Regions from separate parts of the Homo sapiens genome. Here region 2 is linked to region 1. A link is a loop called in an ENCODE intact Hi-C map of the cell type or tissue named here. Cell type or tissue: gastrocnemius medialis. All regions are shown on one strand. Each heading gives the region's core, and the rest is flanking DNA. Links, peaks and the distances in the headings are about the cores only.

Region 1 (8,345 bases), core at 83-8,082:
ATCTGACATCATCCTGTAAGCTGGTATCTCTAGGCTATGGCGGAAAAGAAACAATGGGCCAAGTCTGCTTTGTTCCCAATCTGGATGAAAATCTTTATCCTCTTTTCCAGTTAGAAACTGCTGAGGATTTACTGGAACAAAGGCAAACAAAGACTGTTTAACAATGTCTTTACATACCTCAGATAATACAGACATCTCACAAGTGGTACCTTCAAAGCTACGAGAAATCAAAATGAATATTTAGGGAAAACATATAAATATTAAAAATATCCAAGGCACAGAGCTAGTTGAGAAATTATGCCTACAAAAAATATCCAACTTTTACAGTCTGTCCAGGTCATTACTTTAGAAATAGACATTTTATTGTTTTGAATTTACAGTTTTATTCCTTTTATTAGTTTCCCATTGCTGTGATAACAAATTACCACAAACGTAATGGGTTAAAACAACAGGAATTTATTCTCTCATAGTTCTAGAGACCAGAATTCCAAAACCATTCTTACAGGGCTAAAATCAAAGACAAGGCTAGCTCCTCCTGGAGGCTCCAGGGAAGAATCCATTCTTGGCCTGGAATTTTTCAGCTTCTAAGTGGCTGCCAGCATTCCTTGATTTGTGACCACATCATTTCAGTCTCTGCTCAGTCATCACTTGCCTTCTGTAGTTTAATCTCCCTTTGTGCCCCTCTTATAAAGATACTTGTGATTACATTTAGGGCCCACCAACATGATCCAGAACAATCTCTCTCTCTCTCAAGATCCTTAATGTTGGCTGGGCGTGGCAGCTCACACTTGTAATCCCAGCACTTTGGGAGCCTAAGGCAGTTGGATTACTTGAGGCCAGGAGTTCGAGACCAGGCTGACCACCATGGCGAAACCCCGTGTCTACTAAAAATACAAAAATTAGCTGGACGTGGTGGTATGCGCCTGTAGTTTCAGGTACTCAGGAGGCTGAGGCATGAGAAGTGCTTGAATCCTGGGGCCAGGGGCCTGAGGGGTGGAGGTTGCAGTGAGCAGAGATTGTGCCACTGCAATGCAGCCTGAGCGACAGAGTGAGACTCCATCTCAAAACAACAACAACAAACCCAAACTTCTTTATAGGAAAATCAATGAGCAATGAAGGCATATAAGGGGAAGCGGCAAACAAAGGTCAGGTAGGGTCAGAGTCAGGGAAGGCTTTGCTAGGGAGTGATGTTCAAGCTGAAATATGAAGAACGAGAGTGAGTCAGCTAAACAAATCATGTCCCAGGTGTTGCAATGAACATGTTAAGAGGCTATGTGGGCTGGGTGCCGTGGTTCATGCCTGTAATCCCAGTACTTTGGGAGGCTGAGGCAGGTGGGTCATCTGAGGTCAGGAGTTCAAGACCAGCCTGGCCAACATGGTGAAATCCCGTCTCTACTAAAAATACAAAAATTAGCCGGGCATGGTGGTAGATGCCTGTCATCTCAGCTACTCGGGAGGCTGAGGCAGGAGAATTGCTTGAACCTGGGAGGCAGAGGTTGCAGTGAGCCAAGATCGCGCCATTGCATTCCAGCCTGGGCAACAAGGGTGAAACTCCGTCTCAAAAAAGAAAAAGGCTATATGGTGTTCCAGAACATGAAATGATGCTCTGTGGGCTGGAATCAGAGACTGGGGAATGGGGGTGGTATGGAGCATAGTATAAAATAAGGCTGGGTTAGTAGGTGATAGTCACTCCATTCTTAATAATTTAATTGTTATAAAAAGACTGTATTAGCCTGTATGCAACAAAATAATATAGACTGGGTGACTTTACACAGCAGAAATTAATTTTCTCAGTTCTGATGGCTAGAAATCTGAGACCAGGTTCTGGTGAGGGTCTTCTTCCTGCTTGCAAGATGGCTACCTTCTTGCTGTGTCCTCATATAGCAGGGAAAGGGGGTGGGAGGAGAGGATGAAAGAGATCTCCCTCTTCTTATAAGGCCTCAGTCCTATTAACCTCACTCACCCTTATGACCTCATTTAAACTTAATTACTTCGTAAAGACCTAATCTCCACATTTAGTCACATTGGAGATTAGGGCTTCAACATATGAATTTTGGGTGCACGTAAGTCAGTCCATAGTAAAGACCACCAGAAAGTCATTGAATGACTTACAGAAGTGAGAAGACGTGATCACTTCTGACAAGGTATCACTAGATGCAGTCTAGACAATGGACAGAAGAGGGGCAACAGTGGGCATGAAGGCCACTTAGGAAGTCTTTGCAATAGTCCAGCTAAATTCAGACTAAGTTTACTGCAATGCTGTTGGAAAGTAGTGATTCCAGACTTATACAGACCGCTCAATAAAATTGCGTAGGTATAGCAACCGATTTGATATGAGAGTGAAGTTATAAGAGGTACCAGGGATGGTGCTTAGGTTTCCAGATTTTTCAACTAAACGGGTAATGGAGCCATTCGAAGAGATGGGGAAAACTGGGAGAAGGAGCATGAGTTCAGTTTGGTACACGGCACATTTCAAGTACTTTAGGGATGTTAAATATTTAACAGTTTTGAATGATAATGGTATTTTGTCAGAGTGATTAATACTAAATGCTGGAACAAATGCCCTCTACATACTTTTAATGTGCTTTCACACAATAAAAGTTCCAGTTCTTTGAGCTGACATGAAAGAAAAGATAATCAATAGTGTAATGTTCCTAAGAAAGCACATGTGGAAGGACTGGCTGGAGGCTGGAGTGCAAACAGCTTCTCTGTTGAAGGGAAGGTGTCTAGTATGATGTACTTGTCTTACCTTTCACATTTCTACATAAGAAGTCAATATCTTTTCTACAAAATCTGCAACTGTTCCCATATTGCTTAATATTAGCATTGCTATTTTGCCCCCTTACCCATCCTATGAAATGTTTTTCTTTTCTTCCTCACCTTTCTTTCAAAATCTATTGCATTATCAGGTTTTATTTATTCTTCCCTGGTAATGTCTCTAATCAAAGACCTCTTTCTATTTCTAGTGCCAATAAATAAGTACATATTTTTATTACTAGCTCAAATGTCACTTCCTTCTTGAAGCCTTCTTTATTTATCCCAAATCTATTTTTTTTCGTATTTCACAGCATTAAAAGAAAAACAGGCTGGGCACGGTGGCTCACGCCTGTAATCCCAGCACTTTGGGATCACTTGAGGTCAGGAGGTCAAGACCAGCCTGGCCAACACGGTGAAAACCCATGTTTACTAAAAAAATACAAAATTAGCCAGGCATGGTGGCGCATGCCTGTAATCTCAGCTACTCCAGAGGCTGAGGCAGGAGAATTGCTTGAACCTGGCAGAAAGAGGTTGCAGTGAGCTGAGATGGAGCCATTGCCCTCCAGCTGGGGGACAAGAGTGAAACTCTGCCTCAAAAAAAAAAAAAAAAAAAAAAAAAGACAAAACAAAAATTACCTTACCATGTTGTGAATCATCCTTATGAGAGTGTCCTACTACTAAAAATATTCCATTCTTTACAATTCTTTTTGGGGCCTCCCCCCTTTCTTCCTTTTCTCTTCTATTATTTTTTAAAAATGTGTTCCAAATAATTATTTGCCCAATATATATAACAAGTACCCAAACTGCCAAATAAATGTGGATTTACAACATCCACTCAATTAGCCTTGAAGATGATCTGATATATAGAAACACAACAAATTTGGGGGGAGGGTACCAAACTTCTAAATTATAGGTCACCCTACTCATGTGGCGGACTTTAGTGAAACTGGATTTTCAGAACCCGCCAGGTGAGTATTATCCAGAATCAAGCCAGCTTTTTGGACCTGCGTCTTAACATTAAGCAATTGGTAGAATAAAGTAAGACCACTCGGCTCTGGTTAACAGGCATCTGGATTTGTTTTGACGTAAGACGTGTTTTCAATATAACATTTTGGTTGTCCGCAACTTCTTGGTTCTTAAAACCGTCTTGAGTATCGCAGTCTACATTTGTTCTTTCTAAACTTCACCAAATTCCAATGAAATTTGTAATTTTCACTACAGGTTTGAGGAGCCAACTGCATACGATGTGGAACCATTTGCCAATACTTTCATTTCTTTTGGTCTTTTTTAGTTGCCCACCCAGAGGAAAGCATCAGATTACCTGGTGAAAATCCTCCTCAACAGGGCAGTTGGAGTGAGCACGGACAATTCGTGTTGACCCTCGGTCTCCTCCCACTTCTACATCCTCCAAGTCCCTGAGGCGGCTTTCCGCTAGCTCGCCTGTCACTTGGCGCACCTGGCTCTACAGGCCACGCCCTCAAGTCTTCCAAGAGGCCAGCGGTAAGCGCGGTCCACCTCCCTCTCCCACTAGGCGTCGGCTTCACGCCGCGCCCACGTCTCGAGGACAGCTCCAGCCCCCTCGCTCCCTGGCTCCGCCCCCTCGCTCCCTGGCTCCGCCCCCTCCAGCTCCCTAGCGTCGTCGGCGTCGAGCCCGAGCCTGCGCCTGCGCGTGCGCCCTGGGGCCCAAGTTGGGGCGCGCCGTGGCTAGAACACGGAGAGCGGCGGGCAGTGCAGCCAATGGGAGGCGGCGCTGCCTAGCGGCTGGTAGGCGGTGCCTGCGCGGGTGTTAGGTTAGCGCGAGGCGTGACCTAGTTGACAGGCTCTGAGGTGCTGCTGTGGCGGCGTCCGCGGGGCTGAGGCGGGTGGGAGCCGGAGCCGAGCGCGGGCTGAGGGAGGAGGGCGGCGACTGGAGAGCGGCGAGCGGCGAGCAGCGCAGGACGCAGAGCCTCTTTCACTTTTTCCCTGCTGAGTGCCCCCTCCCACCCCTCCCACTCCACACACACCCTGTTTGCCCGTGAGCCTGGGGAACTTGCAGCTTAAAGCCAGCCACCCCCACGGCAACATGTACCCCAGCAACAAGAAGAAAAAGGTGTGGAGAGAGGAGAAAGGTAACCGGCCCGTCGAGTCCTGGGGGTGCGGGCGGTGGGGGTTAGGGTGGGGGCGGGGGTCAGGCTGTGTGTGCCGCGGCGCCCTCCGCCCGAGCTCCCGCCTCGCGCCCTCCCGGCCGGTGCCGCCTCCCTCCGGTGTCCGTGTGTACACACGCGCACACTCGCGCGCACTCCGGCGTGCACGCGCCGCCCCTGGGCACCTGCAGCTCGCGCACGTGTGGGCGCACGCCCCTCTCTGTTGCCCTCGGCACCCCGTCACCTTCTCCCGAGGCGGTGCTGCGTTCGCCTCGCTTGCGGCGGGGACCCCCAGGCGGCAGCCCCGGGCGCGGCACAAGTTCCTCTGCACCGCAGCTGGGACTTGGGCACTGCCGGCCTGGGTGTCCCGCGGACAGGTGCCCGTCGGCGGGCGCTCAGGCTGCAGCTGCCGCTGTGCCTCCGCGCTCCGTGCACCCTCATTTCTTTCCTTCTCGCCCCTGTCCCCCCAGCCCCCGAATGGCAAAGCGTACCCACCATCGGGTGTTTACCCCTTGTCTAGGTTTCCTTCCTTCGCTGCCGCAGCGTGACTTTTGAAACCTGGAACTCTAGGGGAGCCCTAAAACGAGCGTGTTGTCCGTGAGGATAAGTGCCTTCAGAGAAGTCTGAATGGGCTGTTCTCCCAACAGTGTGTTTCTCTGTATTCCATCCCCATTCATGGGCTGAAGTTGCTCAGAGTAAGATTTTGTGACTAATGTCACTCTGTATGAACCCATCTCTGAATTTTGTGCGTATAAGGTTTATCTAAATCAGCTAGATTGACAGTGGCACTGATTCTTTAAGAAACACAAGTGTACGATCCAGCGTCTCCCACCAAGATCTCCCGCTTATCCCATCACAGTTTGGTAATATTCTAACTTGAGTGTCTCTGGCGTTTTTCACCCTCCTTTTCACACCTCTTTCCTTTTCATTCTTTAGCTATTTACAGAAATGTAGCAAAAACTTCTTGCACTCCTATTGCTAAAATAAACTAAAACCTGTATAGCAAGGGTGAGGTCTATTGAGGGTAGTGCGCATTTCTCCTGGTACCTCATCTTTACAAAAGGATATAGGGGTGACTAGGTATCAAGTTGATTTCCTTGTTAATAGTTCGTTAAAACCTGTAGATTTTTATTGCAAGTCCCGGCCTTTATGAACACGAAGGCAAAACAGTGGAGGTAAGAAAGGGAATTAATGTGGAAAAAGAATCCACTATATAGGATCGGCTTCCACAATGCACGAACAAAGGCGTGAGGAGGGAATTTTTTTTTTCAAATTTACTGCAGGAAGATTTAATAATAGAACCGAACAACACAATTAAAATGATCTTTAAAAATGTTGAAAGTTTAGTCATTTAATTATGTTTTAATAATTATGGGTTTATAGAGAGCTAACACTTCTGGTGTTATAAATCAAATGCTGTCGAGAGTAATAGCCTGATAGATAAAGTAGTGTAAAATAATTTTGCTTTGTTTTTTTCAGTAGTAGTTACTTTAGTTTCAACACACTTTCAACAAGGATTTGCCTTGTGAGCACTGAAAAATCATTTATGCCCATGTTTATTGATGATGCTGAAATGTTCGCTTTGTATAATTGATGATAATGAGGGCAAAACAGTGGAAGACATAGACATTGTTTTCAGTAACATGAATCATTGATGAAATTATAGTGAGTACTTAAGAACTATTTTTCTGTCATAATAGAAAAACAGTGTTCCTCAAGTAATAACGTTATAATGTTTCCTTCATTTAACATCTACACAGTTGGACTGTGACCAGCAGGCATTTTAGAATCTTTTTTAATGTCTTGATTTCTTTTCTTCTAATAATGGAGAATATATAACCAATTTTTTTTCCTAAGGAAGCAAATGCACCATTAAATAAGGCAATTAACAAGTAATTATCCAAAACTAAGTTATTTTTGCATGAAGTTTAATGTTAAAGGAAAACGTTACTGCGATACGAAGACTTTAATGCATATCTCAGTGTTTCTTTTTTTCAGGATGTCTATGTTTGGAATATTTAAATATAAAATATATATTATACCCCCAAGGAAGAGCTAAGGATTTCTAGTACCATAGTTAGTATTAGAGAAGCTGATGGGATGCATGACCTTTTTCCTTTCAGCCCACTGGGAAGCTGATGGTATAGTATTTTTGCAGCTGTCCTTTAAAGCTAAAGGAAGGCTTACCTACCTCATTGAAATGTCAAGGCATTCTATAAACATATTTTTAACTCAGTATACCATTTAATAAATAGGTCTGCCTACTTAATTGCTTGGTTCACAGAGAAAGGACTCATTGTAAAGGTGAAGCATTCTTTAAATAAAAGTTTTATGAAATGACAAAGAAAATGCATATATATTTGTGGCCTCCAGTATGTTTCATTGTTTAAACAAGTAATTAAGGAGTTCTGAAGACCACATATGTTTAAATAAACATGTTTGATCTAGTATTTTGAGTCCTAATTCAGAACCACTAATGTGCATTTTCAAGTATTGCAACTTATTTCATTGTTTTGTTTTAAATTGATCTCGTTTTTAAGTGTTCACACTTCAACTTTTAAATAACTGGAACAACAGAGGCCAGGTTGCATTTCTGTATGTACCTTTTGACATTCACAAAAACTGTCAGTTGCTTCATAATGTCTTTTAACCTGCTCAGTAATATTGTAATAATTTTTTATTTGTGATCTGAGCTTTTTTAGCACTGCTTTGGCATACTGCTAATCATCTCCCTTTTCTGCCTTTATGTGATAATTCTAAATTTACCATTCCCTTCAAGTTTCCTGTTCTCTCAAGACCCTATCCCCCATACTAAAGAGATGACATTGCCTTTTTAATTCACAGAGAAGGGCTAGGCGCGGTGGCTCACACCTGTAATCCCAGCACTTTGGGAGGCTGAGGCGGGTGGATCATGAGGTCAGGAGATTGAGACCATCCTGGGGAACACGGTGAAACCCCGTCTTTACTAAAAATACAAAAAATTAGCCGGTCGTGGTGGCACACGCCTGTAATCCCAGCTACTCGGGAGGCTGAGGCAGGAGAAACGCTTGAATCCAGGTGGGAGAGGTTGGAGTGAGCTAAGATCGCGCCACTGCACTACAGCCTGAATGACAGAGCAAGACTCCGTCTCAAAAAAAAAAAAAAAAAAATTCACAGAGAAAATAAATGCCATGTAATATGAACAGCCCTAACATCCTCTTGCATAGTCTCATTGGTCTGTTCCTTTACATGTCCTTTTGACTTTGTTCTATCTTAGAGGAAGGACTTTTCTTCCTTGTGTGTAAGATGAATCTTTCTGCTGTGCTCTTTATCCCATATCTTCTTTGAGTTCTTGCACCATCATGTATTCTTTCTTGGGTATGTTTAATTTCTTGGTGTCTTCAGGTTCCTCTCCATTGCCTGTAACAGTGCTCGGATCTCTTCCACCTTAGAGTCACTTTTCTTTCATAGGGCTTCACGTGAACT
Region 2 (8,345 bases), core at 95-8,094, 60 kb after region 1:
GAAAAATCTGATTGTTAAAGAATAATCAAAGGAAGGACTGAAAATTGAAACAGTGATTTAGAAATAAAGTTGAAGAAACATACTGGAAGCTAAAGATAAAAAGATGGAGATAAAAAATATGAACAAGTGTTTAAGTGACATGGGGCACGGAACCAGGTCTTCAGAGGAGACAGGAGGAGGGGAGAAAAGACGTAACTAAGTACAATACCTAATGCCGTGGCGTATTAGATAAATATTTAAAAAGATGAGTGAGATTGAAATATACTTGTGAAAAGATGGTCAAGATATATTAAGTGAAGAAGGAAGTTGTGAGAACAGTATGCATAGTATGGTATTTGTGGTTAAAATCTATATGCATGTTCAAATGTGTACAAGAAAGAGTGAAAGGATATGAAACACTAATAATGGTTACCTTTTGAGGAAAGGATGGAGGAATGAGAGAGGAATTCTTTTAAAATACATAATGTTGTTTTGAAAGGAACATTTTTATTTAAAAAATGAAAGAACTACAAGTTACATTGGAGAGGAAGGGAGGAGAGCAACATGAGGGTAGAAGTGGTTACCTAAATAAGCCATTTAAATTTACACATAATCTCCAACCTATACTTTTCTTTATAACATGTACTTTTCTGTTACTTCTTAGCAGTTGTCTCCTTCCCCTATTATTCCTGGACGTTTACAGAAGTATATTTTCACACACTTCTCTGAACCTTCCCTTTTACCCAAAGTATGGTGGGGGTGAGGGTGTGACTGATAATTTCCTTATTGCACATAGATTTTGTGAGAGATGATATAGATGGGGAGAATCACGTAAAGTAAGGATATCTTTAAATTCTAGGTATTGGTTTACTAATAATAGTATCAACCCATCATCTTTTTTGGAATGAGTCAGCATATAAATAAAATAATGAATGGTAAAGAGAAAAAACAAAGAGAATTATAAATTCAAAAGGTATATCCTGGTGGGTATTTTTGAGTTGAGATTAGGAATTGATTAGTATCAGAATAGTAACATGTAAGTATAATCACAGAGGTTTGTAGTGGTATTCTGGACCACTTGAAAGGCCCATCCTTTTTGTGAGGAGATGGATATGATCCTTGGTTTCAATATGCCACATCTACTATAAACTTCTGAACCCTCCACCATCATTCAGGATGCATCTCTCATGGTTGAAGAAGTGGTGGAGGATGGCATGGGAAAGAGTGCCTGAGGATCCTTGCCTGGAACAAGTTATGGAAAGAAAGTCTTACAGGTATTCTTCTTACATATTTTACTTGATTGCTATGTTTTTATGGGACAAAATAGTTCTCTTTCTTGGAAGAGTGGGTTGGGAGGGGGAGAGAAGAGGAAGATGGGTGTGTTGGGGTAGAGCAGTGGCCTTCTTTTCCAAGGGTGGTAGAGAAATTAGGAAAGAATATTAGTGTCTTTCTGTCTTTTTTCTTTTTCTGTTCCCGTACAACTTTTCTGTCATCTTCATAACTAAGTTGTATCAGAGTTTTCGAATTGCAGACTCATTTACATGATAATATGATTCATCAGGAACATTTAGGTACACAGCATGCTGACATAATAGTATTAGCTATCAATAACTCTTAGAAACCAATGGGAAATGTTTAGATCTGTGAATTGTACTAAATTTTAAATATTTTGAATATTTTTAATACAAATCTTATTTGTAACTAACTTGTTGATGATCTCTTCTTTGGTTATGTTAATTGGCTATTTAACCATTTCACACTCTGATTTATTTCTCAGGCATGAAGATGTTAACAATGCTGTGCGTTTTAATTAAGTAGTTAATTAACTGGAGCTCCCTAAGTCTTAAGTTCCTGATTTTTCTCTAGAATACCAGAAACTTAAGTGCCAAGAGCTCAGAGAATGGCTTCCAGGACAGCTCTAGCCTCACTGCAGCTTAAAAAATTGCAAACAGATTTTTTTTTTTGCAAACCATATGTCAGGGAATTTCTCAGAGGTTTTCTAAGAAATTCTTTTATTTGAAGTTTTAGAAACACTATCTTCAGTTGTATTGCTGATAATTCATAATTCTGTTGTCCTTTTTAAATGATAATATAAAAAGTATGCATTAGTATGTGGGGAAGTTGTTTTTGAAAACTTACAGCAGTTGGAACTTACTCCTGTAACAACTCTGTTAAGTGGAAGTAAACAAAGATAAGTGAGCATAAAATTGGTCAAGGTAAAGTAAGTGAAATGAAACCATATAATAGTAGAGTTTTTTTTTTTCTTTTCTGTTTCAGTGAAAATAAGTAATGTTGCTCTTAAGAGAGAATTTTGTATTATTTTCTCCTCTTCTTTTTTTTTTTTTTTTCTAGCTTGGGCTCTAGGAAAAGAGCCTTTTATCCCACCTTGTCTTCCAGTCCATTTTGAATCAAGAAAGACTCATTGAAGACTCCTTTGAGAAAAGTCTGTTTTGAAGAAGGAAAAAGAAATACTGTTTGAGAGAAGGCAAACAGACAAAAAGGGTGATAGAAATATGTATTTTTGTTGTATATGTAACTCTAAGAGACCTTCCTAGAGTGAATGAAGGTAGAAAACTGAAAAGGGAGTAAATTAAGGAATGATTGAATTTTGTGGGTCTTGATGGAAAAACGCTGGTCTTCTTTTAATGTGGAAAAACAGCTAGTGCTTCAGTCCTAGGAATTATGTCTCTGCTGTGGGCAGTTGTCATAAACTCTTCTCACAATCCGAGCTGCTCTTTGTCCTCTGTGAATGAAGGTACTTTTGCTTCCATTTCATCCAAGGATGAATGAAAATGTATAGCATCTGCCCAAACCTAAAAAGTACAGTGTGTTTATCACGAGAGCTTTGTAAGGTACTTCACTTCCACTTTAAAATTCTTTAGTGCTCAAAACCAACTATTGTGGGTTTTTGTCAATAAATACTAATTTTTCAAGATGAAGTATGGTGATTTCTATTCATATTGTGGTCAATTTTCTCAATTTTGTTTCCCATAGATAGCGTGATGGAACTTAAATTTTATTTTTTACACTTAAATAACTGTGCTTTTTGTGATGCGTAATCATGATTTTCTCTTTTCCTTGAGATTTTAACAGACCTTATATTAGTGCATATGTCAAAATAAAAATTTTTAAATAGTAAATATGTTGTAATATTAAGGATATTGATTTTTTTCTATTAAATGTTGAGCTTGGTGTTGGTATAAACCCTGATCCTAAACGGTAAATTAATACTTGGAAATTAAGAGTGTAACTATGTTATATAGAAACCATCTTGCGAATTGGTTTGTGTGGGTGGTTTTTAAATTTAGTTTTTAATTTTTTTAGTATGTAATCGTACTCTTTCAGGATTATCTAAAGCACTTATTGTAATTGGTTGTTTACTTTTCTGCCTCCCCCACCACATTGAGTGGGGAAATAAAACCAAATGAGTATTTGGAATCTAGTATGATCCACCCAATAGTGAAAGCTACCAGGATGGGAATGATTCCTGGAGAATACTGGGGAAACTTGTAGAGTGTATGACAATTTAGCAAGATGTATAAGGATGAGGAGGAATTCCAAAAGCAGGTGGATGGGGGAGCTCCAAGAGGGGAGTTTCCAGCTGAGTGCAAGTTGTAGACCATTTACTGTAGCAACATCTTAGAGTAGAAGGCTGGATGGTAGAAGAGGAGCTGCAGAGATAAGCAGAGGTAGCTAGCACACAGTTATGAGAAGTTGGCTGGAGAATGAGATTTGGCAAGTGCTCCATGTAATGAAGATTTGTTTAAAGAAAAGATGTGATAGAAAAGGGCTGAGTTTTAAACTCCCCAAGTTTAAGAAGGTTTGAAGTTTTTAAACTTTAAAAGTGGCCAGGGAGGGAGCCAATAGAGTAAAAGTATAATGGTGAGGGTTATGCTGGATGCAAGAAATTAGTGTTTCACTAAAGAAGAATGTTCAGTTGTGTCAGATGTCACAGAGAGGTGTAGAAACATAAAAAGTGCAAGGAATCCTTCAGATTTGGTAAAGAATTGCCACTGGTAAATTTGTCCAGAACAATTTCAATGGGGCCAGAAAACTCTGGATTGTGAAGTACTCAGAGATGAGAACATGCAGGCAGTGATTTTATTTTAGAAGAATTATTTATCTGTCTTTGCCTTTCATTTAAAGGCACTTTCTCAAAGTTCAGGTTCCTGACTCTATGATATAATTATTTATAGACTGCCTTTCTGAAAATAGTTCTATATGGGTTAATTTTGTTAATATTAGTATGTTGACAAAAGAAAACATAAAGGTCGATATGATTATTTTCAAACTGAGAAGCTGCTGTACCAAAGCTAGTTTATAAAATTAGATTTTGTATTTATGGACTTACTCATCTACTATGTTACAGTAGTCTTTGTTTTGTGAAACTCCAAGGAAATATTTTCTACACATTTCAGGTTAAGAAAGAAAAACATGCGTTTATTTTGTCTTAAACATGAAATAATGTTTTAAGCATTCTAAAAAGTACTTACAAATGGATTAAACACATTGGCGTTCTTTATAGTTTTACTCTGGTTCTTTTTTTTGTGACTTGTTATTCATAGTCTTTGCAATGCCGCCCTCTAGTGATCGATTTCCAAAAATGCATTAATTAACTTGTAAGCCTGTTACAGTCTTTCTCTTTTGACTCTACTGATCCTTTGCCACAGCCTTTGTTTGGTGTTCTCTTTTATTGCTCTTCCATTAGTTATTCTTATTCTCCTTTAATGGCATTAGGGAAAGATCAGAAGTTTCAGGAGCAAAAAAAAAAAAAAAAAATACATATATATACACATTTGACTATGAATCCTTAAAACTTGTCCATTTACCAGTCTGGGCATAGGGCAAGTTACCTGTCCAGAGTTCTTACTGGGAATGAATGAGAATGTCTTTTTGTGGCACCTGACACAGACAGCAAAGAGCAGGCATTCAACATATACCAGCTGTCTCTTCCACCCTCTTCTCCCCAACATTGCTGAGAGTAGGGATCAGTACTGTTTTTTTTTTTTTTAAACCTGTCCCTTCTCCTCTTATATAACATCTCAATTTGTTGTAATTACCTGTTTACTTGTTTGTGTTCTATAACTTCTAGAGGTCAGGTATCATGTTTGGCTTGTACATATTTGTATCTGGTATTTAGCAGAGGCCAGTACACACAGGGTCCTCATTGGATATATATTTGTTGAATGAGTAAATGAATTAATGGATGCCAGTTTTTAATAAGAACCCCAGACTGTGTTACCGACATTTCTGTTGATTGATTGATTATGCAGATTGTAAATGGGTAATATATGATATAATTAGATTTTACCCATGACCTTTCATAGAGGTATTTATTTCATGACTTTTTCAGTTTATTCTATAGTTATTGGTCTTCTCAGGTTTTGGATAATATGATAATTTGTGTTTTCCTTAAGAATTGTCTGTTTTGTTCAGTTTAAAAAAATTATTAGCAAACACTTATGTATAGAATTTTCTTATGATATTTGACTTCCATATGTGACAAAACCCCCTTTATCATTACATTTATGTTATGTCTTGTGTTGTCTGTTTTTAGATTGTAATTAGATTGGAGGTATATATGTATTTTATTGTTTTTTTAAAGCAATGGCCCTTTGAATTTTATTCTTCTGCTTGCTAACTGAAAAAATAATTTTACCTGTTTTTTTTGTCTTCCAGGTTTTTCTAACAACTTAGTACTTCCATTTTTCTTTTTGTGCAAAAGCTTTTATTACTCTAAATTTGCTTCTAAATTACAGATTTGAGTAAATGCCATATAATAGAAGATGCTGTTTTTGTTATTTTCTAGATTTTCAATAAAATGTAGCTGCAATTTCCTCATTGATCTAAAAGTTACTTAAGAGGGTATTTAAAAATGATGAAATGTATGTGTTTACAATTGTTATTTTCCATTTTTAGTATAATATAATCAGAGAATAAGGAATGTACAGTTTCTGGTTTTTGAGAATTAAAATCTTTTTTGGTGATACATATAAGATCAGTATTTAAAATGTGCCCCAAGCACTGACAAAGAAGGTGAGTCCTCTGAAGGGTATACAGTTTTATATATTTATTCAGATCTCTTTTTTTTTTTATGTGCTTCAGCTATCATGTATTTATGATAATTTTATTAAAGTTTTGTATTACTGTTGTGTGTTTGTCATTTTTCTCATTGTTTTTTAACGTTTTATTGCTACATTATTTGATTCTTAGAAGTTTGTGATTGATATCTTCATAATATATTTTATTCTTCATCAATTAAAAATATTCAATCTTTTCATTAAACATTGCTTATCATGTGGATATCCAAATGGGAAAAACAATGAAACTTGATCCCTGCTTCCCACCATGCACATTTGATTGAAGATCTAAATGTGAAAAGTAAAATAAGCCCCTAGAGGACAGTATAAGAGAATATCTTACATCTTTCTATCAGACTGAAAGTATCAGTACTTTATAATCTTGAAGTAGGAAAATGTTTCTTAAACAGGACACACAACTCACAGGTATAAAAGGGAAGATTGATAACCTGGACTGTTGACAGTTCAAGAATTTCTGTCATCAAAAGTTACTGATAAGAGAAAAACAAAACAGTAACAGCAGATACTTGTAATATATATATCTGACAGATGGCTTATATCCATACTATGTAAACTCCTACATCAGTATAAAGGACAGACAACCCAATAGAATAAATGGGAAAGAGATTTGAGCAGTCAGTTCAAACTGTAAAGACATAATATTAACACTCAGCAGAATGGCTAAAATTAGAAAGATCGACAGTACCAAGTATTAGCAGAAAGTGGAGAGCGATGCACCTCTCTTTTTGCTGCTGGTGGGAAAATATAAATTGTAAAAATCACTTCTGAAAACTAGCAACACCTGCTAAAGCTGTGGGTATGTGTATACATACATATATCCAGCAACTTCGATAGGAATTCATGCAGATACCCACTAAAAGGCAAGCACAGTAACATTCAAAGTAGCATTATTTGTATTAGCCGAAACCTGGAAACAAAAATGGCCATCAGCAGTAAAATGGGTAAACAGATTATGGTAGATTTAATTCAGTGCTGTATAGTAATGCGTACAGCAATAAAAATGCATGAATTGCGGCCCCGTGCAACAACAAAGATAAATTACATGAACCGATGTTGATCAAAATAAACTAGACACAAATACTTACCGTGTATGATTCCCTATATAAAATTCAAAAGCAGGCAAAACTAGGAATTTAAAAACTATAAAATACAAAAGCAGGCAAAACTGGTTATTAGACCTCAGGTTAGTGGCTACTTTTATGGATGAGGAAGGGATAGGGATTGGGAAGTGGTATTGGGCTTCTAGGTATTAGTAGTGTTCCTTTTCTTGACTTGGGTGGTGGTTACATGGGTATACTGACCTTGAGATAATTCAGTGAGTTGTAAAATTTATGATTTGTGAGTTTTTCTGCATATATGTATGCTTCAATAAAACTCAAATTACGGTAAGCAAAAAATACTGCTTTAGTGTGAGGATATTATTATTAAATAATATTAAAATAACTAGAAATTCAGTGAAACTTAATCACGATTGTATTACCTATTGAAAATGTCAGTGAATAATACCCTCTGCTAATTGTTTGCCTATATGTTCTCACATTCAGTCCTACCTCTTCTCTGTCCTCTGTATGGCAGGGTACATTTAGAAAAATACAAAAAAAAAAATGAAACTTTTTTCTCTTATATTTTGGTTTTGTTTTTATTTTCATTTGTTGATTATATCTTTGCCCTCTTTTTTTAAAAAATTTTTCCTTATGGAGTTTTTTCCTATATTGAGAGTCTTTGACTCCTTTTTTCTTTGACTTTTACTAGAGGAGTTCTATTCATTTTTCTTTTTCTTTTTCTTTTTTCCTTTTACCTTTTTTTTTTTTTTTTGAGACAGAGTCTCGCTCTGTCACCAGGCTGGAGTGCAGTGGCGTGATCTCGGCTCACTGCAACCTCTGCCTCCCAGGTTCAAGCAATTCTTCTGCCTCAGCCTCCTGAGTAGCTGGGACTACAGGCATGTGCCACCACACCCAGCTAATTTTTGTATTTTTAGTAGAGACGAGGTTTCACAATGTTGGCCAGGATGGTCTCGATCTCTTGACCTCATGATCCGCCCATCTCAGCCTCCCAAAGTGCTGGGATTACAGGCTTGAGCCACTGCGTCTGGCCTGTTTTATTCATTTTCATTCATATTTTAACTGCTGGCTTATTCATTTAGTTTCTCATGCTTCATTGCTGTTATGCAAACTGTTTTCTTTCTACGTGTGTAGAGGGTTAACTTTAATTCTCCTGAAAACTATTTCTATGTTTTTCAAATATTTGAGCCTATATTTTTTGAAT

The links. Peaks named below come from ENCODE experiments on the same cell type or tissue, not always from the same donor. Only the 100,000 strongest peaks of a DNase experiment are listed, where the experiment ranks them.
Region 2: a loop joins it to region 1, with 9 times the contacts of the local background. A loop is called at or near these places in 8 of 110 quality-filtered maps.

Annotation. Positions count from the first base shown.
Region 1 is chr20:13,990,945-13,999,289 of GRCh38, forward strand. MACROD2 (mono-ADP ribosylhydrolase 2) reads left to right here and starts at 4,572. Exons shown (of 18, transcript NM_001351661.2): 1 at 4,572-4,865. The coding sequence starts at 4,820. It also overlaps a transcript of SEL1L2 not described here. In gastrocnemius medialis, for the core only: no CTCF peak of the experiment used is centred there; a DNase peak (open chromatin) is centred at 4,437; H3K4me3 peaks cover 2,305 bases; H3K27ac peaks cover 1,634 bases.
Region 2 is chr20:14,050,768-14,059,112 of GRCh38, forward strand. The region is part of intron 2 of MACROD2 (mono-ADP ribosylhydrolase 2); the gene reads left to right. Among named protein-coding and RNA genes, the nearest start is that of MACROD2, 59 kb to the left of the region's middle. In gastrocnemius medialis, for the core only: a CTCF peak has its summit at 4,555 (motif pointing left); no DNase peak of the experiment used is centred there.